2 separate regions of the Homo sapiens genome follow, and region 2 is linked to region 1. Evidence: chromatin contacts called from ENCODE Hi-C or POLR2A ChIA-PET data. All regions are on one chromosome and are shown on one strand. Each heading gives the region's core, a stretch centred on a gene start or an enhancer-like site at or near the end of the contact. The rest is flanking DNA. Distances are from core to core; before and after follow the strand shown. Region 1 holds the start of ITPK1-AS1 (ITPK1 antisense RNA 1). Region 2 has its middle 21 kb from the start of ITPK1.

What was found. Hi-C counts contacts between places; a loop is a spot of excess contacts on that map. ChIA-PET counts read pairs that join two places held with the same protein, here RNA polymerase II (POLR2A). Pooled maps may share reads with other maps.
Region 2: a pooled map of adrenal gland shows a loop between it and region 1 (5-fold over the local background). The contact joins the enhancer-like site here to the promoter of ITPK1-AS1 in region 1. A Hi-C loop is called at or near these places in 7 of 50 pooled maps. POLR2A ChIA-PET finds 5 or more read pairs at or near these places in 3 of 52 experiments (A549, GM10248 and T-cell).

What each region holds. Positions count from the first base shown.
Region 1 is chr14:93,064,739-93,069,770 of GRCh38, forward strand. It overlaps ITPK1-AS1 (ITPK1 antisense RNA 1), which reads left to right and starts at 2,714. Exons shown (of 1, transcript NR_002808.2): 1 at 2,714-5,032. All of the region lies in intron 3 of ITPK1 (inositol-tetrakisphosphate 1-kinase), which reads right to left.
Region 2 is chr14:93,134,682-93,139,823 of GRCh38, forward strand. It overlaps the pseudogene CYB5AP3. Among named protein-coding and RNA genes, the nearest start is that of ITPK1, 21 kb to the left of the region's middle. RefSeq lists an enhancer at 3,383-3,882. Within about 2 kb of position 3,375, at least 2 of the 41 ENCODE cell types and tissues checked have a DNase peak (open chromatin) inside an H3K27ac peak, as active enhancers do.

The DNA.
Region 1 (5,032 bases), core at 1,464-3,963:
ACCAGGGCAATCAGGTCCCTGAAAGGGCTGTCTCTGCCTACCATTTGTGCAGAACATCAGAGAACTTGAGGCAAAGACGGGAGCCACTGTGCTTCCCAGGGGAGTTCTTGAGCTGAGGGTGGATCAAGGGGAAGGAGAAAGACAGAGCCAAGTTACAACTCTGGATTTACACAGCTTTTGGAAAAGTCACGATGAGTGTGCGGGGAATCCCTGGGACCTCCCCTGCCCATAATGAACTAGCACGGGAGGGGGTCATGGGGCTAGGGTCAGGGGTCAGCACTCCCTGGGGGTGATGCCTTCACCCCATCATGGCTAGACCTGGGGAGATCCAGAAAGAAGGAAAACATAAATCAGCCCATGCCCCCAAATGCACCCCAGCCAGAGCAAAATCTGCTCTAACCCCAGAGGACAAGCTGGGACCTCACTCACTCACAGCAGGAGACTCATCCCTGGTCAGCCCTGCTTTAGCCAAACCAAACAGACATAACTTATGCTACAGACATTTCTGGCTTTTTTACTCATGAAAATAAATCAAACAGAAGAGATCCTTTCATTTTGGCTCATCTACCCATCGCATCATTTAACTACACAACACACCTCATTCAGACTCACGCTTCCCTGGGCCACTGAGGATGACAATGATGGTGGTGGAGGTGGCACCAGTAAATAATCACAAACAGCTCCTTCTGAGGACAAACTAGGTAAACAGGTTCTGTGCTGTTCCTTATCTGCATGACCTCACTCCTGGAACTCTATGAGACTGGGTCCATTATTATTTCCATTTTACAGAAGAATAAACTGAGGCTTAGAGGGGGCAAGTAACCTGTCCAGTTCTAAGTCCAGGGCCCAAGTGTGCTGGACACAGCTGACTAGCTGCAGCCCAACCTGTCCCCCATTCTCCCCTTCTTCTTTAGCAACAAAATCCTGAAGTCACTTCTAGACCATAACCCAATGAAACAGCCTGAGATGTGACTTAGGTCCCCAAAGATTTAGGTCCAGAGACACCCAGGGCAGGACTGTTAGTAACAGCAAACCAGAAATAACCTAGAACTTGAGACTCTGGAGCAGAGAAATGGTTCTAGATGCTGGGACATAGGGATGGTGGGAAGCTGGTGCAGCCACTCTAACAGCAATTTCCAAGGTGTTTAAATGGCACAGGCAAATGCTCAACTGTTCCCCCAAATGCAAGTGGCAAAACTAGGGACACAGAAAAGCCTAACCTGAATGCACATCATATAGAAAAAGGAGCATATTTTATGTAAAAATTGCTTCAATAATTATCTCTGGGTTTTCATTTGTGAGCCTATCTTGACTTCCCAAGATTTCCACAAGTACATATTACTTAATGAGCAAAAGAATAATCTAGAGTTATTTTTAGCAAGCACAGACCCTCGAGGCCTGGCCACATCCTGTGTAGCACAATACCTCAGTCCTTAATTCACTCACCCAGTAGACACAGCGCACATCAGGGCCAGACCACGTGCTCCTCAGAGACCAGCAAGTCCCAGCCTCAGGAGGACACACCAACAGGCAGCTCAGCTTGGTGTGCGTGCGTGTGTGCGCGTGCATGTGTGTGTGTGTATGTGTGTGTGTGTGTGTGTGTAGGGGGCAGAGGCGTCTGCTGGGAAAGCAGGGTAGGTGTCACTGCCAAGGTGACATTTAGCAATTCTTTTTTTTTTTTTTTTTGAGACGGAGTCTTGCTCTGTCACAGGCTAGAGTTCAGTGGCGCGATCTCGGCTCACTGCAAGCTCCGCCTCCCGCGTTCGCGCCATTCTCCTGCCTCAGCCTCCTGAGTAGCTGGGACTACAGGCACCTGCCACCACGCCCAGCTAATTTTTTGTATTTTTAGTAGAGACAGGGTTTCACCGTGTTAGCCAGGATGGTCTCGATCTCCTGACCTCATGATCCACCCGCCTCGGCCTCCCAAAGTGCTGGGATTACAGGTGTGAGCCACTGCACCCACCTGACATTTAGCAGTTCTAAAAGCATGAATAAAAATATGAGAGCAGGGAAGGGGCTGAAGAGGGAGATGCCAGGTCCTTACTCAACTGAAATACTCAGGGACGCTTCCTGGTCTTTGGAACTGACCTGAGGCAATGCATCTCCATTCCTGGCTTTGACTACGATGGTTCTGCGCCCAGCTGGACAAGGAGCACAGTCCAGGGCCCTCAGGTCAAGATGCCTCCTCCTCAGAGTCTCAGCCCTGCACCAGGCCAAACGGGAACCGACTGCTGAGGAATCCAGTGTTTGCATCCGAGTTTCTCCATCTGCACCCAGATTCCCTAGGATCACACTCTGAGTAGCAATGCTATGGATACCTTCACCCCAGAATGCCAGGACAGTCAGCTACTTTAAGAGCAGAATCTTGCTTCTGGCCCTTTCTAAAACCCCCGTTCCATCCCTTCCTATTTCCCCTGTGTACTTCATTCCATCTCTTTTCTTTGCTTTTACGTAAAATGCTTACCTGGCACGCTCCACTGAGGCCACGGAATTCTTGACATTTGACAGCCAAGCAAGGGTGGCAGGTACCAGGGAGATCCAGTCCCAACCCTGCGTGGTGTGGTGAGGAGGGCCTGGGGTTCTGGAAGCCTGCCTGCAAGAAGGCACCCAGGCACCCTGGAGCACAGGGAGCCCCACCTGCCCTGGCAGAGCTCTGTTGTCTTGACATGGGATGTGGGAACTTTTTTTTTTTTTTAAAGGATTTGCTCAAATTGACTCAGTGCATCAAAGGCTGGAGAAAGAATCACCCTAGAACTGAGTGCCACAGGCTTCGGAAGCTGCACAAGACTGCAACACGGTGACAGCTTCTATTTCTAACAGCAAACCTAAAAAGCTCAGGAACCAAAATAAAACGGATAGAAATGAAACCACTCAGAGTATGACGACAGTACTCAAAGCAACTCACGAGCATTTCCCCACGCTGTCTTCCAAAATGTGAAAAATGTGATTTTTTTTTAATGGCCACATTGGAGAACTGCTATGAGCAGACCTCATTTATATAACCCTTCCCAGCACCTCATGTATCATCATTATTAAAAAACACTATGGGGATCATGCTTTCACATAACTTTGTCTTATTTGTTATCTACATAGCCTAAGCAAATAGTAAATGATGGAGAATGAAAATAATTGTCAATGTTTAGGGGGAAAAAAATACCTGCATTTCAAATTTTTTAAAAAAACCATAAAATCTATCTTTTAAAAAAGGAAGGAGTAAGCTGGAATCCACAATTGTTAGAAACCCAAAAGTGATACAGAGGGGAGGCAAAAAAAAAAAAAAAATACTATATTCTCCACACTGAAACAATGTATCTTTCTCAACAGCCCAGTTTCATCTGTAGCTGTATTTTCCCCACTGAAATGCCACCATTAATCATAACAACAGATGAGTAAAAATCAATTAATATTCCTTCAGCATCTCTTAGGTGTCTTCAATCCTGTGCGCTGTCATCCCTTTAAAGAGGAAGGAAAAGATCCACAGCCAGGAAACAGACTCAGAAACTCAAACCCAGGTCTCTGGACCCCACAGGGAAGTGAGGCACAGCCAAGAGCAATCTGTGTCCATTACTGGCCTCAAATGACCACATGGAAACACTGTGTGCAGAGCCAGCCCCCCAAGCCCGTGGCGGTCCTCCTTGGAGATGATGGGGTCTGGGGAGAGGTCAGAGTCAGGCTCACGTGAACTTCAGAAAGCCACTGCCCAGGATATGGGTGGACCGCAAGTCTACCATGGGCTGTCCCAGCTCCAAAGACGTCAGAACCCCACAGCGATTGTTATTCCCAAAGCCCTTTACGCTTGGCTCCACAGCACACGGCAGAGAAAATCGACAGAAGGAAGGATGTTCACAGGTGTCCACCCCTACCTATGCCCCAGTGACCTGGAAATAAAATCCATCAAGAGCACCGGGGTCAGCCAGCTGGGGTACGCTGGAGAGTATGGGTGGCAGAGGGAACCCCGCTGTGGATTGATCATTTGACACTGTGTTCAGCATACCTTTTAAAAAAATGTTGGTACCATGTAAAAATATAACCTAAATAACAAGTACATTTTTAATGCTGAGATGGAGAATTTAGCACCTATAATCCTTCCAGAGATGCACACCACGCAACCACGTGAGTCCCCTCTGGCTCTGAATTCCGAGAGCAGCTACCAACACAGGCCTCCGCTGCCTGCACTCAGCACACCTATCGGAAAGCGCCAGTGCTGGCATGGGCTTTCCCTCCCTGGCGGCTGCTCCTCCTGCACCCCCATGCCCAGGCACTCCGGCCAGAAACAAGGGAGGAGTCTGGGGACTGATCCTCCCCCTCTCACCTCCCACATCTACCCAGGTACCACACCCTGCCATCTGTCTCCTGCTGCCCTCTGTCACTGCAGGAGCCCCTGGAGAGCACATCACCCCTCACTAGGCTGCAGCCACAGCCCCTCTCAGAAAACCCTGCTGTCTGCTTTCCAGTGCAGCCCTGTCTAATCACCCTCCATGTATCCTCCCCATGGCTCTTCCCCCATAGCCTCAGGTTGGAGCACCCAGCTTTCGCCTGCAGAAGCCCCTCCATGCCCCCGACACAGCACCCCATGAACAACTCACCTGGCACCGCTACTCTCTCCAGCCTGGTCTCTCACTAGCCCCCTCAAGCCTGGGGCTGTAGCCTTTCCAAGCCATTGGCAGCCAAAGGACCCCCTTCCCCAGCTGCTGTGTGTGGCCCTGGCCATGCTCCTTGTCTGTAAGGCCATTCTAACACCTCGCCTCCTGCCAGCCCCTACGCCCAGTTTATTCCATGTCAGGAGGTATGGCCTCCATCCCCTGATGGCCCACTCCTCCTTACATGCCCAGCCTTGCGTCCTCACCACTCCCCCACAGCTCAGACAGGCCTGCCCTGCCCCTGGGCTTGGGCATCCCCACGGTTTCCCTGCCAGTGGGCATCCCCACAGTTCCTTCGCCTCCAGAGGCCCAGCACCCAGTTCTGCCTCGGCCCCAGGCACATGGACCTTCCCTTGGGTCTTAGTGTCTCTTTCTCAGACTTGCCTTTTCTT
Region 2 (5,142 bases), core at 2,125-4,624, 71 kb after region 1:
GTGTTTGTAGCATAGATTAAGCATTTATTTAGCAAACATCTGTTAAGGCCAGTTACACACTCTGCAGAGTCAGAGAGGAAAGAGGCAGCGAGGCATGTGGGTTCACACCTGAAGTCTCAGCTACTTGAGATGGCAGTAATGCCATCATAGCTCACTTCAGCCTCATCTGACTAATTTTGTATTTTTTTAGAGACAGGGTCTTGCTTTGCTGCTCAGACTAGTCTGGAACTCCTGACCTCAAGAGATCCCTCTGCCTCAGTCTCCCAAAGTGCTGGGATTAGAGGTATGATCCACCATGCCCAGCCAACAATGAATAATTTTTATAGTATGTCCCAAATGGGCTGTGGGATATACTTTTTTAAATTATTATTATTATTTTTTTAAGCAATGTCACTCAGGCTGGAGTGCAGTGGTGTGGTCATAACTGCCACCCCAGCCATCCAGGCTCAAGTGATTCTCCCACCTCAGCCTCCTGAGTGGCTGAGACCACAGGCAGGCGCCACCATGCTCGGCTAACTTTTTAAATTTTTTGTAGAGACAAGGTCTCGCCATGTTGCCCAGGTTGGTCTCAAACTCTTGGGCTCAAACGTTCCTCCCACCTCAGCCTCCCAAAGTACTGGGATTACAGGTGTGCACCACCACGCCTAGCCTATTTTTTAAAAATAGTCACTTTTTATGGGGGATTACAGTTTAACTGGGCCTTCTGTATTTTATCTGGCAACACTACCCATGAAGAGCACTGTCCAACTTTGAAGCCACCTCAATGTGAATGTGACTTTTATCTGCACCTGTAGTCTGTTTCTCCTCTTCTCCTGGGAGCGGGACTACTCATGTTGATTGGGTGCCAAGGGTACCAACCCGATGCCATATTAGGAAAGCCGGGCATGACCTCCAGGAGCTGGTTTGTTTGTTTTGTTGGGTAAAGATTTTGCCTGCTTACATTAGTGGGTAAAGGTTTGTTTTCTTTTGAGAGAGCCAGAAATATCCAGGCAGGCCTGGCCCCAGCAGGGTTGGTGGAATAGATCACAGCAGCTTCCTCCATGTCGTGCCTAGGAAAGCCCGCAAAGGATTTTTAAGGTCTAGTGGGAAGAGGAGGGAAAGGCATCTTGGTCTTTTGTGTGTGTGTATGTGGAGGGGGCATAGGTTATATGCAAATAGCATCTTCATGTTGGAAAGCCTGGCTTGAAGCTTCTGGACAACTTTCCTGACATGCCTCTACTCACCCCAGCACTCTCTCCACCATGGCCCCCCATTCTGTATCCATACCCCTGGCTTACAGAAAGTTCTTCCTCCCTTTGTGCCTAGCCTTCGATTCCCTCAGGGTGGCATCAGATCTTTTTATCTTCTAACCTAAGACGGAGGCCGCCCTGAGGAGTGTTAACATTGCCCTCCATCCCTGTCTCTGGCTGTTGTTCAGGAGTGCCGGGTCATGTCAGGACACGTGGAAAACCGGCGAACTTTCCTCCCTTGGAAGGTCCTTCTCACCCACCCACCCGCTGGTCCTCTCTCTTCAGGCCGGAACAGTCCCCTGTCCCTCCAGTGGAAGCCCCTCCCCCATGTGGATGTTGTCCTCAGGGCCTTCTCCAGGACATCCTGGGCATGCCTGGCCCCCTGGCTGGCTCAGAGCAGAGCTGAATTCCCTCCTGAGGAGGTATACAGCAGTCCATGCAGCCTTGGGTCCAGTTTGTCTTTTTGGCTGGTTCTTCCTTTTTTTTTTTTTTTTTTGAGACAGAGTCTTGCTCTGTCACCCAGGCTAGAGTGCAGTGGCACAATCTCAGCTCACTGCAACCTCCACCTCCTGGGTTAAAGAGATCCTCCCACCTCAGCCTCCTGAGAAGTTGGGATTACAGGCATGCACCACCATGCCCCGTTAATTTTTGTATTTTTAGTAGAGATGGGGCTTCACCATGTTGGCCAGGCTGGTCTCAAACTCCTGACCTCAGGTGATCCACCCGCCTTGGCCTCCCAAAGTGCTGGAATTACAGGCGTGAGCCACTGTGCCCAGCCTTGGCCGGTTCTTCCTTATTCACTTGGTCGATGAGGAAGCTAGGAAGCTGAGGTTAAGGGGCCGCCCGAAGTCACACAGCCAGCCAGTGGCCGACTTAATACCTTGAACCCAGGTCTTCTGGCTCCTAGACTAGACTTCTCTCGACTGTAACACACTGATCTGCCTAAAGTGCGTCCAGAGGGGTATATAGCCCGGTGGTTCTGCGCATGGACAGCGAGGGCCTGGTATTCAAAACCCAGGCCTTGCGCTCAGTGGGTGTGACATTGATAAAGTTGCCCAGCCTCTCTATTGAGCCTCAGTTTCCTTATTTGTCAAGTGAGGATAATGACAGTGCCTAACCGAAGGGAGTTCCTGGAGGATCAAATGAGAGGACGCTTATGCAGTACTGGTGCAGTGCCTGGCTGGCAGGAACCATTGTCAGAGTAAAATCGAACCAATGTGAGCCCAGGCACGGTGGCTCACACCTGTACTCTCAGCACTTTGGGAGTCTGAGGCGGGCAGATCACTTGAGGTCAGGAGTTTGAGGCCAACCTCGCCAACATGGTAAACACCCTGTCTCTGCTAAAAATACAAAAATTAGCCAGGCATGGTGGTGCACACCTGTAATCCCAGCTACCTGAGAGGCTGAGGAAGGAGAATTGCTTGAACCTGGGAGGTGGAGGTTGCAGTGAGCCGAGATCATGGTGGGACAACAGAGTGAGACTCCATCTCAAAAAAACAAAATAAAACAAAAACACAATGTGAGCAAAGAAAGAGATTCAAAAATCTCTATGTTGTCCAAAATTGGGAGTTGGATTTAAAAGTGACTGAAGGTAGGTCACTTTGAGTAATCTCAGCTACTCAGGAGGCTGAGGCAGGAGAATCACTTGAACCCAGGAGGCAGAGGTTGCAGTGAGCCGAGATCGCACCATTGCACTCCAGCCTGGGCGACAGAGCAAGACTCCATCTCAAAAAAGAAAAAGAACTGATTCCGAACACTCTTTAACGTAGAGTTCTAAGGATGGAAACTAGGGAGGGCTTGGATACCACTCATTTATCCACTCCCCCTTGGCGAGCCCAGTCATTGCCAGGCACTGTTGTTGGCATTGGGGGTACACCAGCGGAAGAAACAAAACCTTGGCCAGGCACAGTGGCTCACGCCTGTAATCCTGAGACTTTGGGAGGCCGAGGCAGGAGGGTCACTGGGGCCCGGGAGTTCAAGACCAACCTGGGAACATAGTAAGACCCTGTTTCTAAAATATATATATACATATGTGCTTCTACGTCGCCCCGCCCCTGAGCCGGCCGCCCAGCCCCTGGTGTGGTGCCTGGCGAGGGGAATGTCCCAGGTGGAGCTGGCGGAGTCACAAGCTCTACTCCACCCGACGAGGCTGTGTGTGCTGGGCCTGGCTCGCAGCCAACCGAGACGGCCGAGCAGCTGGACGAGGCCGTGAAGTACTACACCCTAGAGGAGATTCAGAAGCACAACGACAGCAAGAGCACCTGACTGATTCTGCACCACAAGTGTACTATTTGACCAAATTTCTGGAAGAGCATTCTGGTGGGGAAGAAGTCTTAAGGGAACAAGCTGGAGGTGACGCTACTGAGAATTTTGAGGATGTCGGGCATCTTTGAGATGCCATGGAATTGTCCAAAACATATATCATTCAGGAGCCCCATCCAGACGACAGACCAAAGTTAAACAAGCTTCGGAAACTCTTATCACTGCTGTTGATTCTAGCTCCAGTTGGTGGACCAACTGAGTGATCCCTGCCATGTCAGCAGTGGCCGTCGCCTATCAAGGCACACATGGCAGAAGGCTGAACCTCCTCAGAAGCCAGTGCAGGAAAATCCTGCTTTAGACACAGGCAAAAAGAAGCCAATGCTAATTACTCCAACTGACAGAAAACTTCTCTTGAAAAAAATAATTTTAACATATCTCTTTTTCTTTCTGCCTACATTAGAAATAAAACAAAAAGAACTGTCTTTTCTGCTCTCGGATTTTTCGAGTGTGCCTTTTATTCATCTACTTTATTTTGATGTTTCTTTACTACGTAATTTACTGATTGTAAGCATGATCTTTTACAAATATATCCGGCTTTTAAAATACAAAAATATAGGCTGGGCGCCGTGGCTCATGCCTATAATCCCAGCACTTTGGGAGGCTGAAGGGGTTGGATCACAAGGTCAGGAGTTCGAAACCAACCTGGCCAATATGGTGAAACCCCGTGTCCACTAAAAACACAAAAAGAAATTAGCCTAGCGTGGTGACACATGCCTGTAATCCCAGCTACTTGGGAGGCTGAGGCAGAAGAATCGCTTGAACCCGGGAGTCAGAGGTTGCAGTGAGCCGAGATGGCACCACTGCACTCCAGCCTGGGTGACAAGCAAGACTCCGTCTCACCAAAAAAAAAAAAAAAAGTATATGTATATATATATATATACACACACACACACACACACACACAAATATATAAACACACATACACACATACACACACACATCATTTTTAAACAGAAAGAAACAAAGCCTTGCCCTCCTGCAGCCCACACTCTAGTCGTGGAAACAAGCCATACACAAACAAAAAATGCAGACTGCAATCTCACGTGGTCAGTGATGGGTGAGGAGAAACAGAATAAAACGAGGGCCTAGATATGGTTCTCGCCCAGGGTGGCAGCGCCGCCTAGTGTACATTTTTTAAATTTCTATAGGTTTTTTTCTAGTTGTCCCATTGACTGGGGGCACAGCAGGCACTCAGCTGGCTGGAGTCAGACAAGCCAGACATGCTGCGATGCACAAGATAGTTGGAGAGGTGAGGAGATGAAAACTGATCTCCTCACGTGACTTTAGAATGTCTCAGCAGACATCCATGCATGTGAAAATTCTGTTTGTAAGTATTTGAGCCTAGAACCTCACTTGGTTTTTGTTTTTTTGGTTTTTTGGTTTTTTTTGAGACAGTCTCGCTGTCTCCCAGACTGGAGTGCAGTGGCGCGATCTCGGCTCACTGCAAGCTCCGCCTCCCTGGTTCACGCCATTCTCCTGCCTCAGCCTCCCGGGTAGCTGGGACTACAGGCGCCCGCCACCACGCCTGGCTACTTTTTTGTATTTTTAGTAGAGACGGGGTTTCACCATGCTAGCCAGGATGGTCTCGATT